2 separate regions of the Homo sapiens genome follow, and region 1 is linked to region 2. The links are chromatin loops, found by intact Hi-C in ENCODE. Cell type or tissue: endothelial cell of umbilical vein. All regions are shown on one strand. Each heading gives the region's core, and the rest is flanking DNA. Links, peaks and the distances in the headings are about the cores only.

The links. A loop is a pair of places that touch in the nucleus more often than their neighbours do. Peaks named below come from ENCODE experiments on the same cell type or tissue, not always from the same donor. Only the 100,000 strongest peaks of a DNase experiment are listed, where the experiment ranks them.
Region 1: it touches region 2 in a loop (6-fold over the local background); 3 of 110 quality-filtered maps call a loop at or near these places.

Annotation. Positions count from the first base shown.
Region 1 is chr3:7,677,444-7,687,851 of GRCh38, forward strand. GRM7 (glutamate metabotropic receptor 7) reads left to right here. Exons shown (of 10, transcript NM_000844.4): 9 at 2,606-2,852. Among named protein-coding and RNA genes, the nearest start is that of GRM7-AS1, 150 kb to the left of the region's middle. RefSeq lists an enhancer at 5,186-5,753. In endothelial cell of umbilical vein, for the core only: no CTCF peak of the experiment used is centred there; a DNase peak (open chromatin) is centred at 5,568; H3K27ac peaks cover 1,497 bases.
Region 2 is chr3:7,729,403-7,739,810 of GRCh38, forward strand. The region is part of intron 9 of GRM7 (glutamate metabotropic receptor 7); the gene reads left to right. Among named protein-coding and RNA genes, the nearest start is that of GRM7-AS1, 200 kb to the left of the region's middle. In endothelial cell of umbilical vein, for the core only: no CTCF peak of the experiment used is centred there; DNase peaks (open chromatin) are centred at 4,929 and 5,239; H3K27ac peaks cover 3,241 bases.

The DNA of each region.
Region 1 (10,408 bases), core at 1,359-9,358, 52 kb before region 2:
TCCAAGGTCACAAAACTAGTAAATGGGAATTGAACTCAGATAGACTAGCTCTAGAATCTGCATTCTTATCCACTGTGCTATGTCAAGAGGATTCAGGGATGGAGGGGCTGTAGAAAAAATATGATTAGTGAAGTTTATTTCAGTTTTCACATACTTTCGAAGTGTCACCAGAGACTGCAAAATTTTTTAAATGAAAATCAAAGTCTTGATGGTCTCTAGTTTAAAAATGATGAAACTAAACACTTCATAAAATAAACATGATAGTTGTAGAGTCCTAAATTGCTAAGTAGTCTTTGTTAAGAAAAAGTATGTATGTTACTGGGTACATAGTCAAAAGACAACAAATTGTTCCACCAAAAGACGCATGTACTCACAGCACTTTTCACAATAGCAAAGACATGGAATCAACCTAGGTGCATCGACAGTGGGCTGGATAAAGAAAATGTGGTACATATATACCATGAAATATTATGCATCCATAAAAAAGAACAAACCATGTTGAACTGTAGGCCATTTTTCTAGGTGAATTAACACAGAAACAGAAAATCAAATACCTCATGTTCTTACTTATAAGGTGCAGCTTAACATTGGGTAGTCATGGAGATAAAGATGACAGTAGACACTGGGGCCTAATAGAAGAGTGGGCAAGGGTTGAAAAAATAAATATTAGGTACTATCTTCAGTACCTGAGTGTGGAATTATTCATACCCCAAACCTCAGCATCATGCAATATACCCATGTAATAAACCTGCACATGTACCCCTGAATCTAAAAGTTGAAAAAAGAAAACATATGTGTACACACATACAAATATACATAAGCATATATGCATGTATAATTTATAATTATAAATAATAAAACAAGAAGTCTGAATAATTTCATCAACTGCAAAATTCACTCATAAGCAGAGAAACAGAAACAAAACCTAAGATCCCATAGGTTTGTTGACATCCTTTTCCTTTTTGAACTAAGCCATGGTTTGCAAATCTCTCATAAGTACGGTGACAGTGGTGACAAAAATTGTCTATGTCTATAAAGCCCTGTGACCATGTAAAGCCTTTCTTGAACAGTGTAGGCTGGCAAGGTGGAATGACATTAAAAGTCTAAAGGTATGCTAGTAGGGAAATATGAACTTTAAAAATATGAACTAATTTACACTTTAAAGAGTCATTAATTCAACATTGTTTTGTCTTTCTATGTTACATTCATTATGTATTATAGTCAGCAGCTGGTAGCTCCTTTTAACCGTTTGGAGACATACATATTCAAATTAATGTTGGCTAGAAAACTGTATTATTTCCAGACGAGATGGCAAAGTTGTCTTTGATTTCACTAGGGCCTCTGTTTGAAGAATTAAGATCAGAAATGTCCAGGCAGCCAATATGTCTGATGGAAATTTTTGTATAGCGATAGGCTGTTTAACCAGTGAGTTATAGGTAGGAAAAAGGTGTCCATTAGACAAACACATGAGCCTATCCATTGTATGTTTATCAAGTGCCTTCTTTGCAGACAATAATAATGTCCCAGAAAGACAGATCCTGCCTTCATGGAACTTAAGGCCTAGCAGGAAAATGGGCAGAAAAATGATCAAGATACTGAGTGCATAATTACAACAGAGACAAATGATCTAAAGAAGTCCTTTGAGAGTGTATCAGTAAAGAAGCTGGCCTAGACTTGAGGCTGTGAGTGCGGGCAGCCTGGGATGGGCATGCTAAGAAGAAAAGGAGGAACGTTCCATACGTAGGAAAACAAAAATAAAGAAAAGGGGCATGGAGAAAAGTTCTGTGATTGAATGAGTACAGTTCATTCATGATCTAAAGGACAGCCCAAATGGACGGAACCCTGGGAAGGCAAGACAGGGGATCAGGGGGTCAGGGAGTTGGGAAATAGTGGACAATTAGTCTAAAACAGTAGGCAAGCACAAACCATCCAAACTGCAAATAACACAACTCCAGAATAAGGCGTTGCATCTCATTAGTAATTTGACAATATAGAGTAGACAAGCCAACATCACTAGATCTTGTTCACTTGTCACTTGTGTTTTATAAGACAGAATTAAGCAAGAAGATCTTAGTTTTCAGAGAAAGTCAACTCACTATTCAGCAGATAGGGAAAAGGCGTGCCTTTCTAGAAAACAATATAAAAAGAGACATACATTAAGATAAAGACTTCTCAAAAGGCCCCAGAATCTCAATGTAGGAAGAAATCATGGAGTGTGAACCCTCTTTTACATGTATGAAAGATAAAACCTAACCACACCTTAATCAAGATTACAGATTTCTATGGTCTTCATGTCTTTATATTTAGCTGCCACTTCAATTAGAAGTCCTTCAAATATGATTAAAGGTTTACTCTGAACTTTAATATAAGAGACTTCTGTAGGGCAAGCATGTGCATGGATTGACCCAATAGCATTCAATCAATTAATACATGCATATGCTCTCCAATAACTGTGCAGAGTTATTGTGCTTTCCTTTATTTATCAAAATGCCCTGAAGATTGCTTTATCTCCTAGCCATAGTCGTTCTTGACATCGCTTTAAGTGTTCAGACCCCTACTGCAGTCATTTTATTTGTAATAGTGCCTTGTGTGTTGTGTCTCCTAGCTCTACATACAAACTACCACGCTTACAATCTCCATGAACCTAAGTGCATCAGTGGCGCTGGGGATGCTATACATGCCGAAAGTGTACATCATCATTTTCCACCCTGAACTCAATGTCCAGAAACGGAAGCGAAGCTTCAAGGCGGTAGTCACAGCAGCCACCATGTCATCGAGGCTGTCACACAAACCCAGTGACAGACCCAACGGTGAGGCAAAGACCGAGCTCTGTGAAAACGTAGACCCAAACAGTAAGTAACTCTCCGTTTCTTTCATCTTCCCACCCTGCATCAGGAAGCTCTAGAAGATGTGGGGTGTGCTTGCCTCTCTGGAGAAATACTGTGATCGTTCTTGTCTTATGGGCTGGGTTGCCTTGGTGAATGCCAGCTTCTGCTCTTTTGAGTTTGACTCATTCCTGCCACCATTTTCTTTTTGTTCCTTGTTGGAAAGAAGCTTTTGGAGGCTCTGCTTCAGAAGTGTGAAGCCTCCCCCTTCCCTTGCTTCTTGTCCTCTGGTACTGAATCCTCCAACTGACAAATGCACCTATCAGGTTGTTCTTTTCTTGCACCCTTCCTGCTAAGGCAACAACTTTTTGTCAGGGAAACTTCCATACTTAATGAACTGTATCGGTGGGAATTAATTAGGATTTTGGAAGCGAAACTTTTTTCCTCTAGCATGTGAATGTTGAAAAAGTTATTTTGTACTAATCAGGTCTTCTAGAAACATATAAAATATTGGAAAAAGTTGTCAAATCCAGGTACACAGGGCCAGACACTACCATGATAACGGCATCATACTGTGGGGAAAAACATATCTACCATACCACTGGAGAAGAGTTTTATTCTATGCAAGACAAACCTTAGGGAAGAAATCAAGGAAAAAAAACATTGGATTTAAGATGCTATTATATGGCATATCTGCAAAACTCTAGGAGCCTTTAGTCATGCATGCAAATGTCCCCAGGTAAAATGGGCATATAGCTATCACTTTGTAAGTAACACAAGACCAGCTCAAAGGTTAAATGCTTAGAATTCCCAATTGCTAACTTTACTAACAATATGGTGGTAAGAGTAAATTTCAGATTTAAAATACTAGTTTTAAGATTTGTTTTCCAGGAATATTTTGGCTAGTTGCATTTAGAATGAGGCAGATTCAAATATTTGTGATACTTCCTGTTGTTTAAGGCAGAAGGGATTTCAGGTTATCCATTAAGTCATTCACGACATACTGTATTTCAGTTAGAAGCTGATCTTGGTGTCAAATGCTTAATGCCAAATAGAAGGAAGTCTCAATTTTAAGTACTCTTGAAGAAATCCTTTTTGCTCTGCAAATAAGAGAGATATCTTTAATAAAAACCAAGAAGCCAACTGGGTTTGATCCTGACAAACACTACACAAAGAACTGTGATTTTGGCCTGTCTCTATTTATGAATAGTTGAGTGAATGTCGTGAAATACTTTGAAAATATGTAGACAAAGTAACAAGGTTAATTAACAACATTGTGGGCTCCAGTTTGACTTTGTGACAGAAGTCCTAGGACAAGTCTAAAGGAACATACTGAGAAGGGAGGAACAGAATGAATGATATAGGCTCTGTTGTGTCTCCAGAGCAAGTGGCCAATTGAGAGGAGGGCAAGTGGATGGTGACTTGCTGTGGCATTCAGTGTGATGTAGGAAGAGGCTTTGGGTTGAGACATACCTGGGTTCAAATGTAAACCACTCCATTTACCAGCCATGTGGCATTAAGAATCACTGAGCTTTTCTAAAACTCAACATAATTATGTATAAAAGAGATAATAACTATGTCATAAGTGTATCACAAAATACTATATTGAGAAAATACTATATCAACTAAATGTCAACGTCTTTCCCTTCCTGAAGAGGCAAAAAGCTTTGCTTAGAAATAAGTTTCAGCATAATTTATTAAGATATAGTAGCTAAAAAGATGCAGTTAAGTGTAGATTAAACACCACAGGGTAGATAAAACTCAATCCTCAAAAGAAGAATTTATGGCTGGGCGTGGTGGCTCACGCCTGTAATCCCAGCACTTTGGGAGGACGAGGTGGGCGGATCACCTGAGGTTAGGAGTTGGTGACCAGCCTGACCAACATGGAGAAACCCCGTCTCTACTAAAAATACAAAATTAGCCGGGCATGGTTGCGCGTGCCTGTAATCCCAGCTACTTGGGAGGCTGAGGCAGGAGAATCGCTTGAACCCAGGAGGGCAGAGGTTGCAGTGAGCTGAGATCGTGCCATTGCACTCCAGCCTGGGCAACAAGAGCAAAACTCCATCTCAAAAAAAAAAAAAAAAAAAAGAAAAAGAAAAAAAAGAGAAGAATTTATATGAACATATGTGTGCATCTATTATACCTATACCTGTATTGATAAACATATATGTATATTTATAATTAGTGGCTTTTTATTATAGGTTGTCTTGTCAAATTTGCATTTCATAAAACCTTTTCTTGCAAATATTCCAATAACAGCTTTATTTTTGTACACACACACACACACACACACACACACACACATTTAACTAGATACTGTTCAAAGTCAATAAGCAGAAAACATAATTGGAGGGCTATATTTACTGGGGAAAAAGACGAAATTAGAAGTTTTGAGTTTAGACAATTCAATACTATGCTACTTAAGAATTGTTAACTTTCAAAAAACATTACTACTGTTGCTATTTAATGATGAGGTGCAATCCTTGTTGAGGCTTTTTTGGGTATGACATTGGTTGTTAAAATGCTAACACTGACATTAATGCTAATGCTTGCATAAGGTACTCATTGAAATAGGCATTATGCGGAATGCTTTGTGTGGAATGTCCCACTTACTCCTCACAGTAGATCTATAGAATAGATATTGTTATTCTTATTTTACTGAGGAAACCTTGGCTTCCCAAGATTAAGTAACATTATCAAAGCCACACATGTGGTTAACAGCAGAGGTTGGACTAAAGCCCAGGTCTGACTCTTCAACCCACGCTTGTTCCTCTTTGCTCCTCTGTTTCTTAGAATATGAATGGCATGTCGAAATTCCAATGCAGGAACTATGCTTTTGGTTTCCTTATTTGGTAATATCATTTGTATATGCAGAATATAATGATGTTTGGTGGGAGATTCTTTAAACATACTGTAACGTATTATTGCTTGTTTTGTCTACAAAGACAGGAGTAACCTGAGCTCAAAGAAGGCTGCCCAGGTAGAGGCCTCATTTGATTAATTTAAAAATTGTATTCCAATGATTTCATTTGGTATCTCTTTCCTTGCAAAAGTTTCACTGGGTCTTTGTTGTTGTTCTAGTGTCTACATAGAGCCAAGGTAAACAATTCAGAAAAATAAAATAAAATAGAGTCTTTTTCTCACCACCAGCTGGAAAGATTTTTTTAAATTGCTTTAGCTCTTTGGTTATTGTGTAGACACACCCTAAAACACCATGAAAACTTAACTAGATATTGGCTAAACCATAGGAGGAGATTCATGTACCTCCAAACATTGGGGTTTCTGATGACCCAACTCTCAAAAGTCCCAAAAAAGAATCCAAAGAGCTTATCTGCACAAAAGCTGTCCAACAGTACTTTCTGCAGTGACGATCATGTTTTATGTGTGTGCTGTCTAATAGAGTAAGCACTAGCACATGTGGCTATTGAACATTTGAAATATAGCTACTCAACTGAAGAAATACATTTGTTATTTTACTTAGTTTTTAATTAAGTAAACTTTATTTACATTGTATTTAAATTTAAGCACACACTTTTGACTGAGGCTACTGTATTGGACAGTGTAGCTCTAGAAATTGACAAGGATTTTATTCTAGGAAACTCAATTTGAGTCCACATTGGATATAGCTCCCAAAGTTTTAGCATTGATACTGATCTAGGACAAAGTCAAAACTCAAAGAAATAAAACATTTGAGATGAGACAAACATACAAATAGTCATTTAAAATGATCTCAAAACGAGCCACTAATAGGGAAAAAGTAACATCATAGACAGCAATGACATTTGAAAAACCAGTCCGCAGCAATGCAAAAATGCATGTATATAGGAAAAGAACGATAGTGAAAAATTCAATTAATAAAAACAGATATGACTATGCTATACTAGGTAACATTATAATATTCTGTTTAATGCCAAATATAGCTAAAATTATCTCTAATATCTTAACTTTTGTAACAGAGATAAATGACATTATTTTCTGAATTTAAGCTGACTGGTTAAAAACAAACAAAAACGTAGCTCATGCACTTGAAAAAGGAATTTGTCTCTCCAGTGGGCAAATTCTGTACAATATTTTCTGAGGGAGGGTGTCTGAGAGGAAGTAGAGTTTACACTATGAGCTACAAAGTAAATAGTGGAACAGAAATGTCCTCTTATTCATTGTTGCTCTAAACACTTAGTCTCAATGTATTTCAATCTTCAGTGTTTTCACTTTTAACAGCTCTGCTCCATCACTGCAGTTTGCCATCTGGTGCATGCATGCTTCTACTCATCCAACTCCACACTGCAGCTACATGTCTACATAAAAATGAATTTGCTTGCTGACTTAATATGGGAAGACATTTATACTACCATATTTTTTCCTCAAGAAATATAATTATCCTCTTAGTTTGCTTCCTTAGCTAACAGTCCATTGTATGAAAGAAAAACTCCATTATGTGTGGAATAAACAAAAAGTAAATCTCAAAATTTCAATTTATCTGCGCACTGCTGGCATATTAGATATTCAGAGTTGGGCCAATGCTTGCTAGTCTCTGCACTTAGATTGAAAAATAGCAAGCTCAGAGGGCATAGGGCTGTAGCTCAGCTACTTACTAAATTTTATTTATGCAAATAAGACTTCCATTGCTAAAAGTGTAAAAGAACCTGGCCTCGTTTGAATAGCTTTATATCTGGCCATGATGATGCCTTCTCACATTCCTGTCTAAGAAGAAGGGCACCTCAAACTGTTTCTCCCACCTGCATCCTGAATTTGGCATGTTTCCCTGTACTTTCTACAGTTCACTTGGCAGATGTATGTTCATGGCAAACTTGTAGATGCCAGATAAACAAGATGCCATGGTTGTGCTTGGGCTATGGCTTATTGATGGCCATGACGATCCTTTTCAAGTTGGATGGATAATATTAACTAAGAGGCAGCATGGCTTTATTGGGATGGGCGGATAAGAACTGCAGCCTTCTTCACCTGGACTGGTATCAACCAGAAGATGTTCTGTAAATTGTCTTTGGCTCTCATGCTTTCTTTAGTAAAAGATCACAGTGAAGAGAGGCCTGGCCCTAAGCTACCTTTCTCTTAAGCTACCATCCATTTTCTAAGCTAATGCCCGCAAGCCGTGCAGAGAAATACTTCAAGGACCTTAGCTAGATATAGAGAGTTTACTCTGGCAGGTCAGCAGCAACTAGAGATGGCAGGCGGGTGGACAGCGAGGGACACACCCTTTTTTTTGGATGTGGAGATGTATGACTGATGAACTCACTCTGGGATAGAGACTGGACATAGACTACCTAAAAGACTGGTTTAAGCCAATTAACACATTGTATGATGAACCACATGTTAGAAGAATAACAATTTGTACCTGAAATACAAAATAAGATATGGAATTGTATTCTGATGGTGTTTTTCTTGTGCTACCATATTTGCATCTACAATAAGGAAAATACATAAATAACAACTTGTGCTGTTCTCAACAAAATAAATTTGTTACATAAACTAGGACTGTCAATATAAGGAGGTATGTTATTTAAAAAAAAAAAAAGAAAGAAAAAGAATTCAGACTGCTGGAAAATGGATGTGGGCACCAAAACTCTACACAAATAATGGTGCCTAGAAAATTCTAGAACACACTTCTGTGCTGTGTTAATTTGTTATGGTTCTTGTTTTGTTTTGCTTCTCCATTTGTTTGGATCCCTAACATTCTCAACATTATGTTACTTGTTTCATCCTCTTGGACTAACCACACAGGCTGGACAGCATGACTGGACTAGGGTGAGAAAAAAGGGCTGGCAAGAAGAAGAAAATAATGCTCTGAGCAGATAGATAAATTATGTTTGGGCTGGTTCCCTCAGCTGTTCTAACTCAAGCAAGTAAAACCCAACTCCCTTAACTCAAGAGGCACCAGTACTCCCATGTTCAGAGGTACCTGAATTGAGGTGACCTGGTCTACCAAAGGATATTGAACCCACCAAAAGAGTGGGCATGATGTGTATGGTCTCTATCGCAGCCTTTTCCCAAAAGGAAAATAATAATAATAAAAAGTAATATTGTGTGCACATTTATTTTATACATACCTATATATTTACTTTTCCTGTAGACTGTATACCACCAGTAAGAAAGAGTGTACAAAAGTCTGTTACTTGGTACACTATCCCACCAACAGTATAGCTTTTGACTGCTTTCCCAAAGGTAAGAAAACAATCTAATTCTTATTTATTTATGTGTTCTTGTCTCCAATGAGAATTAGAAATGTTTCCATGGAAACTGTGCATGATTACCTGAAAATATATCTATAGGAAGAAATGAATTTTCAAAGATGATCGATTTGATAAGCTTAGTGCCAGCAGCTGCCATTGGTCATATGCCTGCTTAATTTTCTAAGGAACACGTTTATGAGTATATACACATTTGTCTTCCTGAACAGCTAGCCAGTAATTGCAGAGAACTGTTGCTGGTCATTCCGACACATGCTCTACTTTAAAACTACCAGTGGTGAAAAACTATTTCTCAGTATTTCTCAATGTATGTTTTCCTACTGTGGGCTTAGAAGGCAGTGTGGAAAACCTACAAGGAGAGAAGGGGGATGCTTAGTAAATGCAGACCTAGTAAATTGTTTGTTCTAATTTATTTTTAGTAAATACATTCAAAGAAGTGTACACATTCCTAAAAAAGTATCCATTGAAATAGCAACAAATGGCCTTTCCATCTGTAATTCAAAGTTGTCTTGGTTCCTTCTCTGCAGAAAATAAATCGGTTTACTGGCCGGGATTGATAATATGTTGATGATGATTTGTGGCTCATAGTTCTGCCTTTGAGAAACACTGAACCAACTTTAGTCATCAAGTCATCACACAAAAGCAGAAAAAGGGTCAATGAAAGACCACAAGGGTCTAAAGATTAGTTTGAACATTGGTTATACCCAAGAAATACCAATAAATGCCAAAGGTGTTCAAATAAATAGATTAGAGAAAATGATGTATTGTGTGATGTGTGAACTGGCCACATGAGTGGGCTGGCATAAGAATAATAATGGATTCACCACAGATGCTTTTATATTGCTTTAGGCTCTCACTAAAGAAAATATACTCTGAAAGGATATTATCATCACGCTGTTTCAGCCTAAGCAATATTACACGACAGTGGAAAACAACACTTGCTATGGCAAGCATCCTCATCCACGTGGAACAGGGCATTCCAAACTATGGAAAAATATGCAGTAGAGAACATGGAATAAGTTATTAAAGTCATGTGGTGGCTTTGAGTAAAATGTTCTCTTTTGATTTTCTCTGAACCTCCTATTGTACTCATATAATAGAGAGACCTGTCTCTAGAGAGATTCCAAGAGAGTAAGCAGTGAGGTCATACCGCAGGAGGGGAAAAATATTGCTTAATGATGTAGACTGGCCTTTCTCTTTCCTACACTGATAACATGGGACTTTTATCAGATCACTGTTCTGGTTCTTCCCATCCTTGTTTGTGTAATAGTATTCCGAATATAAATAAAATCTTTCTCTCTCTCTCTTTTATCCATTTAGTATGGTAAAACAGCATAAGAGTACTTCCAAAGAGTAATGACATTTTCTGTTGACTTT
Region 2 (10,408 bases), core at 1,585-9,584:
TCATATTCCTAAGTGCAAGAAGGCTATGATGTGTCAGCCTTCAGGAGAAAGTACATGTGTTAGAGACGCTTTTTACAGGCATTTGTCAGCTCTGATTTCAATATTACTGAGTCAACAATATGTAATAATAAAGTGTTTTTAACCAAACATATACACAAAATAAGGTTATGTTGTGACTGGAGGGGTATAGGTAACTAACGCTGTATTTTGCTCTAGAAGCAGTGGTTCAGTATTCAGTAATTCAGTGTTTGTGGTGATTTTATAGAATATAAGTGCCGTGAATAAAGAGAATTGGCTGCATCTACTTTTGTTTTTTGTTTTTGAGACGGAGTCTCACTCTGTTGCCAGGCTGGAGTGCAATGGCGCAATCTCGGCTCACTGCAACCTCCGCCTCCTGGGTTCAAGGGATTCTCCTGCGTCAGCCTCCTGAGTAGCTGGGATTACAGGTGCATGCCACCACCTCCGGCTTTTTTTTTTTTTTTTTTTTTTTGAGATGAAGTCTTGCTCTGTCGCCCAGGCTGGAGTACAGTGGCACGATCTCAGCTCACTGAAACCTCCACCTCCTGGGTTCAAGCAATTCTCCTGCCTCAGTCTCCCAAGTAGCTGGGATTGCAGGCGCCCACCATCACACCTGGCTAATTTTTGTATTTTTAGTAGAGACAGGGTTTCACCATGTTGGACAGGCTGGTTTCGATCTGTTGACCTTATGATCTGCCCACCTTGGCCTCCCAAAGTGCTGGGATTACAGGCGCCCACCACCACACCTGGCTAATTTTTGTATTTTTAGTAGATACAGGGTTTCACCATGTTGGCCAGGATGGTCTCAATCTCTTGACCTTGTGATCCGCCCACCTTGGCCTCCCAAAGTGCTGGGATTACAAGCGTGAGCCACTGCACCTGGCCTGTTTTTTTGTTTGTTTGTTTGTTTGTTTTAAGATCTGTCTTTCCAAGTAGAATTTAAGCTCTGTGAAAGCAGGGACTGAACCTGCACAGTAACATGGCTACATCCCTATTGCCTAAAACAGTATCTGACAAATAGTAGGTGCTCAACAGATACATGTTGAATTGTACTGAACCAGAAACTGTTCGAGGATATGGACTATTTTTCCTTGCTTCTGTGCCACTGGTTTATAGCCAGGCTATACTAGTACACTGTGAGTTCTTAGTAAAAGTTCAATAAATGTATAAAGGAATGAATGAAGAGACTATGAATGTCTTATCCAAAAATAGCAAGACCTGGATTTCAGCAGGAGCTTTTCATCCAGGAACACTAAGTACTACTCTGCTGCTATTTTGTCACTATTGCCTTGTTTGTAACATTAGCCTTAAGACAGACTTTGGTTCACAGCTTCGATCTTTGATGTATGATTGCACTGCATTCATAATATGCTCCAGATTGCTTGCATCTATAATATATTGAAATTATAAAATGCACAAAAGCTTTTCAGTGCCCAAAGTGCATAAGAAAAAGTAGAAATCTGATGTGGTAATTTAATGCATATCTATTTTTTTCCAAAGTAAAACATATACACCATCAAAGTACCTAGATTTTAACTTAGCCAAGCTTAAAGATGTTTTAAGACAGAGACTTTGTCTGTTTGTTTCAAATATGCCATTTAAGAACGACGTAAACCTCTGTTTGATGCTTTACATCTTAAAGTACAAATTAGTTTTTTCTTTTGTTTTTTTTTTTAAGAGACACTAGAACGTTCATGTACTCTTTTCATGACAGAACTGAAAATTGATTTCTCAATTTAGCCAGGCTGTTTTGGCCATGTTTAGATGCAAAAAGAGGGGGAAAAAAAGAATGCTGTGGCTGAAAAGTTACAAAGGAAATCTGATGAGTTATAATAAGGGTTAGCTTTAAATACAGTAACCCATAGGAGAATACTGAAAAAAGGGATGGAAAAAAAGGATGGCAAAGCTCATGAAGTTCCCACATATTTTTCTTTTGTTCTATTCATCTCTAAGACCCTCCTAGAGCTGACAATGACTTCAGAGAGCAAAGTGAAACTGCATTTGCAAAAGTTATATCAGTGAGAAAATTCTAACAGTAAGCGAGCTAACTCAACCCCCATCTTGTCTTTCCCTTAATTATTGCTGGGCTATTGGGCCAAGCTAACTTTGGAAGACATTTAGGCTACAATTTAAATGATAATAGGCCTTGCCCAAAACTCAACCACTTTTGTAAAGCTAAAGGGAGGCCACCAGGCTAGGAGGAGGAGAGGGAGAGGAGGCTGAGTCCTGCTAAGGCTCAGACATGCATGATTGTCAGCCATTATTCCAGAGATTCTAAGACATGCAATTTCCCCAATTACACCTGCAAATAACACCACAATTGTAGACTGGCCTTTTGAGATAGCTTTTCTGTTTGTTTTGCATGTCTGACACTCATGGCTCCCCGTGGATCGCCAGCGCCCCCACTCTTGTGGCCCCACCCAGAAGCAATTTAGTCCTCAGGAAGACAGCTTTGGCCCACTATTTCATCTCTGTCCCAACCAATCAGCAGCAAGCATCTGTTACCTGGCCACTCCCACCCCTTCCCTTAAACTGTCTTTGAAAAACCCCTAACTTGTGAGCTTTGAACGAGATAATATGAGTGCAAACTCCATCTTCCACGTGGTATGGCCGGCCTCGTGTCTATTAAGCTTTTTTTTGTTTGAGACAGAGTCTCGCTTTGTCGCCCAGGCTGGAGTGCAGTGGCGTGATCTTGGCTCACTGCAAGCTCCGCCTCCCAGGTTCACGCCATTCTCCTGCCTCAGCCTCCCGTATTAAGCTCTTTCTCTATGACAATGCTGTGGTCTTTCTTTATGCAGTGGGCAGGAAGGGCAATTACAAAAGGCTTCTCTATGGTAACACATCCCAAAAATATTGAGTGCCAACTATACATTGCACACTTCCCAAGCACTAGAAAAAAACTGTCTCTGCCATCCTGATACTTAAAGTTCTAATGTCAGAAACACACATGAGAAATTAGTGCTTCACCCTGGTTGTGTATGAGGAGGGAATAGTAGAGAGGTCATGAGAGGGTGCAGCAGGAACATCTCACTTGTCTGGAGGGATAGGAAGGCCACTTGGAGCAAGTGACTAGAAACTAAAACCAACCAGAGCAAAGAACAGGAAACCAGTTAAGGAAAAAAGGCAAAGAAGGACATTACCGAGAGGGAAAAACTAGTGTGAGGATCCTCTTCAAAACTGTGAATATTTCCCTGTGGCTTCTCAAGTACGACTGCTTTAGCATTAAAGGCTTTTTATGAGAACGTTCATTAGAAAGCTAAATAATCATAGACATTCTGACTTGTTCATTCTTCTGTTTCTGGTACTGTTACTGAACCACACTGGTACTGGTACTCTCTGATCCAGACCCCAAGAAAGGGTTCTTGGCTCTTGCAGAAGAAAGAATTCAGGGTTAGTCCACAGTGCAAAGCGAAAGCAAGTTTATTAAGAAAGTAAAATAAAGAATGGCTATTCCATAGGCAGAGCACCCCAAGGGCCGCTGGTTGCCCATTTTTATGGTTATTTCTTAACTATCTGCTAAACAAGGAGTGGATTATTCATTCCTCCCCTTTTTAGACCATATAGAGTAACCTCCTGATGTGGCTATGGCATTTGTAAACTGGTGGGAGGGTAGCAGCGAGGATGACCAGAGGTCACTTTCATCACTGTCTTTGTTTTGGTGGGATTTGGCCTTACTGCATGCTATTTTATCAGCAAGGTCTTTATGACCTGTATCTTGTGCCAACCTCCTCTCTCATCCTGTGACTTAGGCTGAGTAGTCATCCTAAGTAGTGATGTAGGATTTTTACTCCTTATTTCAGTTAAATCCAGGTTCTTATCTCACAACCAGGAAGAATTAGGCACATGAACACACTGAAGAGTGAGGAGGGCAGAATTTATTAAGCGAAAGGAAAGCTCTCAGCAAAGACAGGGATCCTGCAAGCAGGTTTCCACCTCACAAACTGAATACCAGGGTCACCACACAGGAGCCAAAGATGCCAGGCTCTTCCCCTGAATAAGATGTTTGTTTCTGGTGGCTCCACCCCATTCCCCCAGTGCATGTGGGCCTCCAGTCCACTGCCCCCTTGTCTGCACAAAACATCTGTTGTAAACACTTGTGGGGTGGGTCAGATTTTCCGGGGACCCTTCCCTATCTGCCTAGCCATTTCTCTGCCTCCTGCCTCTATCATTAGAGTACCTTAACCTCCTGGGAATGCAGCTCAGAAGGTCTCAGCCTTATTTTACCCAGTCCCTATTCAAGATGGAGTTGCCCTGGTTCAAATGCCTCTGACACTACCCTGAATTTGTTATGACAATCTGCAGGTTTATTGAAGTTTTATTTATTGAAGTAATTTATGTGGCCCTGCCTACCTTTCCAGCCTTGACTTCCAGCACTGTCTGACCCTCCTCTCCACGCACCTTTGGAAACAAAGTATACCTTTATATTGCCCTGCCCTCTTCTTAAATTGTCTCACACTGCATGGTCCAAATCAATGCCCCTTCCACTGAAAAGCCTTCCCAGGCTTAGCACAGTACATCCTCTTCCAAGACAAAATTAGTCTTTGTAAAATATCTTTAAGCACTCATCACAGATATGTAATAGTTTTTTTGCATTATAAGTTCTATAACAATAAAGATTGTATCTGACTCATTTCCCTGTTCCTGGCACAAATGGGGCAAACACTTCACACATTTTCTCTAAGGTTATCTAGGCTGATGCTTCTCCATTCTCTTGAAGTGGATCACTATTTTCTCCAAATATGGTAACAGGTTTGCTGCCTCACCATCCACTGACCTACCTCCCTTATTCACCATTAGGAAGGGGTGCCAATTTGCTTTGGCAGGGGCGGGGGGGGGGTTTCCTCTCAATGTGAGTTTAGTTTATAAATTCATGCTTTATCTTCATCTCACTGAGTAGAAAAAAAGGATATGCCAATCCCTTGCTGATGACACATGGCAGCTTTAATATATTTGTTAAAAAATGTGAATATACAATGAATGAGAAGTGAGTAAATGTTAAAGTGAACAGCTTACAGATTCCCATGTCTGCTTTCAATGTTAGCATGTAGTAAAGTTCCTGGTGTTTAATATGTGTTAAGTAATATTTTGTTAGATGAATGGCTGAGTAGTCAACAGAAATCCAGATTTGGGAGTTTTTGCCACTGGATTGGAAATTATGGTGATTTGAAATACTGAGTTATTTTTCTGACTGATCATGTTTTTACCCCTGCCAAGTTTCTTGTGTCAACAAATCCAGGTACCAAACATATGAGCAATAGCCTCACATTCTCCTGGGAGATGGAGAAAGTCTCCATTGTTTTATAGTTCAGAATTGAACTGGTATAATTGGGAATGTCTCCATTTTTTTGGTAGTCATGTTCTTCATTCTTTAGCTTTGTATCTTCTCAAGTTGAGGAATGTGCTAAACTGAGTAGTAAATTTAAAAAAGGATTTAAGAGAGATCATTATAAAATGAATTGCTTCTTCTTTGTAAGATACAGGAAGTTTAGTAGCTTTCTTGAAGTCTCAAATGAGAATTGAGATGTTGAAGAGAACATCTACTCTTTTGCTATTTAGTGATGGGCTAAGGGCAATTTACTAATGAAATGAACAGGCAGGAAACAGGCCATTGACTACAGAAGTAATTACAAAAAAAAGTACTTCTTTTTATTTTAGTAACTGCAAACCATAATATAAAGAATCCCTCCCAGTTGAAATAGTTATAAGTAAACAACAACTGTGAATCATGTTTAATAGGGAAGCATTAGTTGGCAGAGTTGGTGGGGGAAGAGGCACAGACAGTGCTTTGAATGGTTTCATACAAAAGTTAGTTTGGACAAAGTTGTATCAGGCAATAATCCAACATGCAGAAGTTTGGTGAGATTTACAAATGACTAAAGTGATAGGCAGGGTTAAGGTTTAAGAAATATCCCCATGTACTTCCAAAAGTATGTTCTTACATAATGCAAAATGATCCACTAAAAAGGGGAGCAGGAGAGGGTGCAGACAGGATTACAGAGTTGAAAACAAGCAGCCTAGAGATGCTATCTAGCCTCTGGTCTCTATTTCTTTTTTGATTTGCTAAATGGTTTTAATATGCTCTTAAAACTTTTATTGAAAACTGAGGTATTTCTAATGCTCAGAATATAGCCCAACACATAATACATGCTCAATAAATATTTGTTAGATGGCTGAGTGAAAAAATGAACTTTTACATAAAATTATACAGTCAAGCTCCTCCTCAAAAAATGTACTATAAAGTCCTATTGTGGTAACATCCCACATAATTATGCCTTTTAGATGGGGCAGGTGATTTCTAGTTCACTATGGTCTGTATCCTTCCTTAATATCTTACACCTGGCTCACTTTGCACCTTTATGTGCCTAGCCTCTGTAAGAGAATTTTTTCTTGGAGAATCACACAGAAAATTATTATATTAAAGGCTTTTGAAATCCTAAGCATGTCTATGTGTACATATGAAAGTATCTCAGGTCTAGATCTAGAAGTGAAATTGCTGATTCAGTGGTATGCATAGCTTTAGGTTTTCTAGATATTTCCAAATGGCTCTCCCATATAAATTTACCAACTTATATTTATACCTTAGTGTTGTCTGAGAGTTCTCACTTTTTCACACCCACCAATGCTTGGTATTAGTTCATTTTTTCTTTTGTAATGGTACAGGCATTAAATGCTATCTTATTAATGTTTTAATTTCCACTTCTCTAGTTGATGAGGTTGAACAATTTTCATTTATTTGATTTCTTCATCTACAAATTGTCTATTCATCTTGAATCTATGTTTTTAAAAATTAGATTGTTTCTTATTTATTCCTTTGCATAAGTTAAAAAAATTTAGATATCAATCTTTTGTCAGTTAAATACATGACAAATGTTTTATCCTGCCCTATAGCATTGTCATTCAACTTTGTTAAAAATATTGTTTTGTAGGTATCATCTACTGCAGCATTGCTTATTTCAAAAACATTAGAAAGCAGAGTCTATCAATAGGAAAAGAGTTACAGAAAATCTGTTATGCTAACATTAATATATAGAAAGCTATATAGTTACTATGATTATTAAATCAATGTAAGTAAATCTTAAAAACACAATGTTATATGAAACCAGATTTCAAGTGGATATGCAAGGAATAATTTGCACAACTTAAAACACAGAAATCCATATAGCTATAGTTTATGGACAACACTGTAGTAGCAAGAGCACACATCCCAAGTTCAGGATAGTAGATACTATGGGGGGATGGGGAAGAACATGGAGTGTAAAGGGCTTTGATTGCATCTTATTTCCTATGAGTGGATGGAGGGGCACCTGAATCAAGATGTCAGTATGTCAAAGTGTTATATTCAGGGCTTATATAATATTTTGTTATATTTTGTTTTTATCCTTTTTGGATGTTTAAATCACTTCATGTATGTTCTTATTCACATACACATCTATACACACATTCTTCAAAAAGAGCTGAGGAGAACACATGGTATATAGTTAATAAGCTACAGTATTTCTTATCACTTAAAATATAAAGAAATTAAATATGGGGTGGCAACAGGAAAGAGTACTGTTTAATATCACTTATTCAGTGTTTCTCAACATAATATCTATGAGGCTCTCTTTTCTATATTTTTCTTCACTTCCTTGAATCTGGGTTACGCGTGTTCCATAGAATGCACTTTGAGGAATGAAATTTTTGTAAGACAAAAAAGCTCAGAGAAAAGCAAAGATAAAGTAAGAAGCTCAATAAAGTTAATGTCAAATTGAGTGTTGATTTTGACAAGACATCAAGAATGAGTTGGAATATCTTACCTTTCTTAAGTAGCAATGGTGTATTAATAATTCATTTCATAAACCAGTATTCTTAACACTACCTCACTGTAAACATTGACTCTTCAGGATACCTTGTTTTGAGAACTACTTATGTAGATAAGTAGATATAACTTTAAAAAGTTAATAGGGACAATGCCATATACTATTATTCTTTAAAATCTGTAACTTTATAAGAGAAAAACATACTATTTTAAAATAAAAAGTATATTTCCTTAGCAAGTGCTTCATTGCGCAACTATTTTGAGCTCAGTAATTTTCTTTCCTGACCATAAACTACATTTCTAGTGAAATAAATGGAATTATCAGACACCACAGGCACTTATTTTATTTACTCACAGGACTAGAATGGTTTAAAAATAAACCTAATACATTGGACATTGCTGTGAAAAGTACACAAATTGCCCTTCTAGGACCTGCATAAACTTCATTATAATTTTGGGGCAATGTTCCTAGCAATTCTGCAAAGAAAGCATGTACTAAGCCTTATCATTTGCATAGAACTCTGTAATTTAAAAATACATTTATACATTATATTCCCAGATGAGAAACGGGTATTTTGTACATTGGTGATATCAACAGTGCACCAGGTAAAAATTATTCTCCCAATTTTTTTTTTTTTTTTTTTTTGACACAAAGTTTCGCTCTTGTTGTGCAGGCTGGAGCGCAATGGTGCAATCTCAGCTCACTGCAACCTCTGCCTCACGGGTTCAAGTGATTCTCCTGCCTCAGCCTCCCGAGTAGCTGGGATTACAGGCGCCCGCCACCACGCCTGGCTAATTTTATGTATATTTAGTAGAGATGGGGTTTCACCATGTTGACCAGGCTGGTCTTAAACTTCTGACCTCTGATGATCCACCCGTCTCGGCCTCCCAAAGTGCTGGGATGACAGGCATGAGCAACCATACCCGGCCTCTCCCAATTTTACAAAGGCTACAACGAGTTCATTATCAAGACACTGGGCAAGGTCACATTCAAGTAAGTGACAGAGCTGAATCAGAACCCAGGTCAGGTGAGTCCAACTGCAGTATTGTCTTCCTATTATAGCATGGAGACAGAAATAAAGATTCAACCATCAGGCAGCCTAGTTCTGGATTGCTTGTTCCTCTGAGCCTCAGACCCCTCCTATGTAAAATGGAGATCATAAACAGTGCTCATCTCAAGGCCACAGAGAACACAAGAAGATAATCTAAGTAAAGCATCAACGGAATGCCATTATTTTTATATCCAATTTTTTTAAACATAACCTCATCGTGATTTTAACTTAATCCCAGCCAATGCTCAGCTTTACAATTTGGGGATCATATTTTCTAACCTACTTATTCTTTTGGTAAAAACTCTTCCTGAGAAATTAGTGTTTTATAGTAATCAATTTAAGGAAATTCATTTTTGTTTTTACTAGACAGTTATGCTACAGAAAACAGTCTTAATTAATCACACAGTAAAGGTGGTCTCAGGTATTTAGGTCAGTACAAGCTTCTGGGTTTTCTTTTTTTTTTTTTTTCCCCTTCTTTTGTCCTGAGGATAATTAGTGTGTTGATATTTGACAAGGCAAGCTGTGACTATTGCTTGCAACTGTCAGCTGAGATCTTCTAGCTATGACACTGAAAATAAGATTCAGAGTCAAGAAACATCTTTTGAAAGTTTTCCTCCTTGTACCCAAACCAAGCGTATTGTTGAAGACAACACTGGGATAATGGGAAACTTCCTGGAAGATTTGGGCATTATTGAGGCCATGTGTTCATCAAATGAGGACATACGGTGACTCAGTTCTCATCACCAGATTTTCCAGGAGGCCCTGAATTTCATAAAATTCTATTCTTATTTACCTTTTTGTATTTTAGTTAATAAATTCAGTATGGTTTAATATAGAAATAAGTTTCAAACAAAAATGAGGCTTCAAGTCAAAGTTTGTCAGAGAATCCCAATTTTTAATCCAGAAAAGAAGACCAGGCTTGTTGTATAGTGTACAGTACCCTGTGTAAGATCTATAATCATGTATGTACCTGTAACGTACTACTTGTATTATTCAAAGTTTAAATACAAACTCTCAGTATGTTAATATGACTTCTCCGTTCCTCCAAAATTGTATATGAATCCCTGCTTAAGAGTTCTTGAAGAGCTCTTGACATTTCTCTGTCTTGAGTGAACACTTCTATTTAGAATCTAAAAACAGTAAGCAAAATAAGCCATCAGTAAATGCTACACAAAAGTTACTCTGTGCCCAATAGAAACTGATGCAAAACTACCAAGATTTAGTGAATAAAGAATATATCACATCATTGCAACAGTATGACTTGGTATTGAGGACTAGAACCTAAACCAAAGGCACACTCTGGGATCCTGGTGTCTTTGTTTCCAGCATGAGGACATGAAATCTGCTGTGCTCATTGGCTGGTCTTCAGTGCCTAGCCCTGTGGCTGCAATACAGTAGATACATATTTACTGCCTGAGTGAGTGAGTGAAGGTGAGTCCTGAAATCACTGTACCAAGTAGAAAAATAATTTCTACATTTAGGGAAAACAAATGTAGAGTGTGTATGTGTCAGACACCTGACAGGTTTAAGTGAGCTTTAC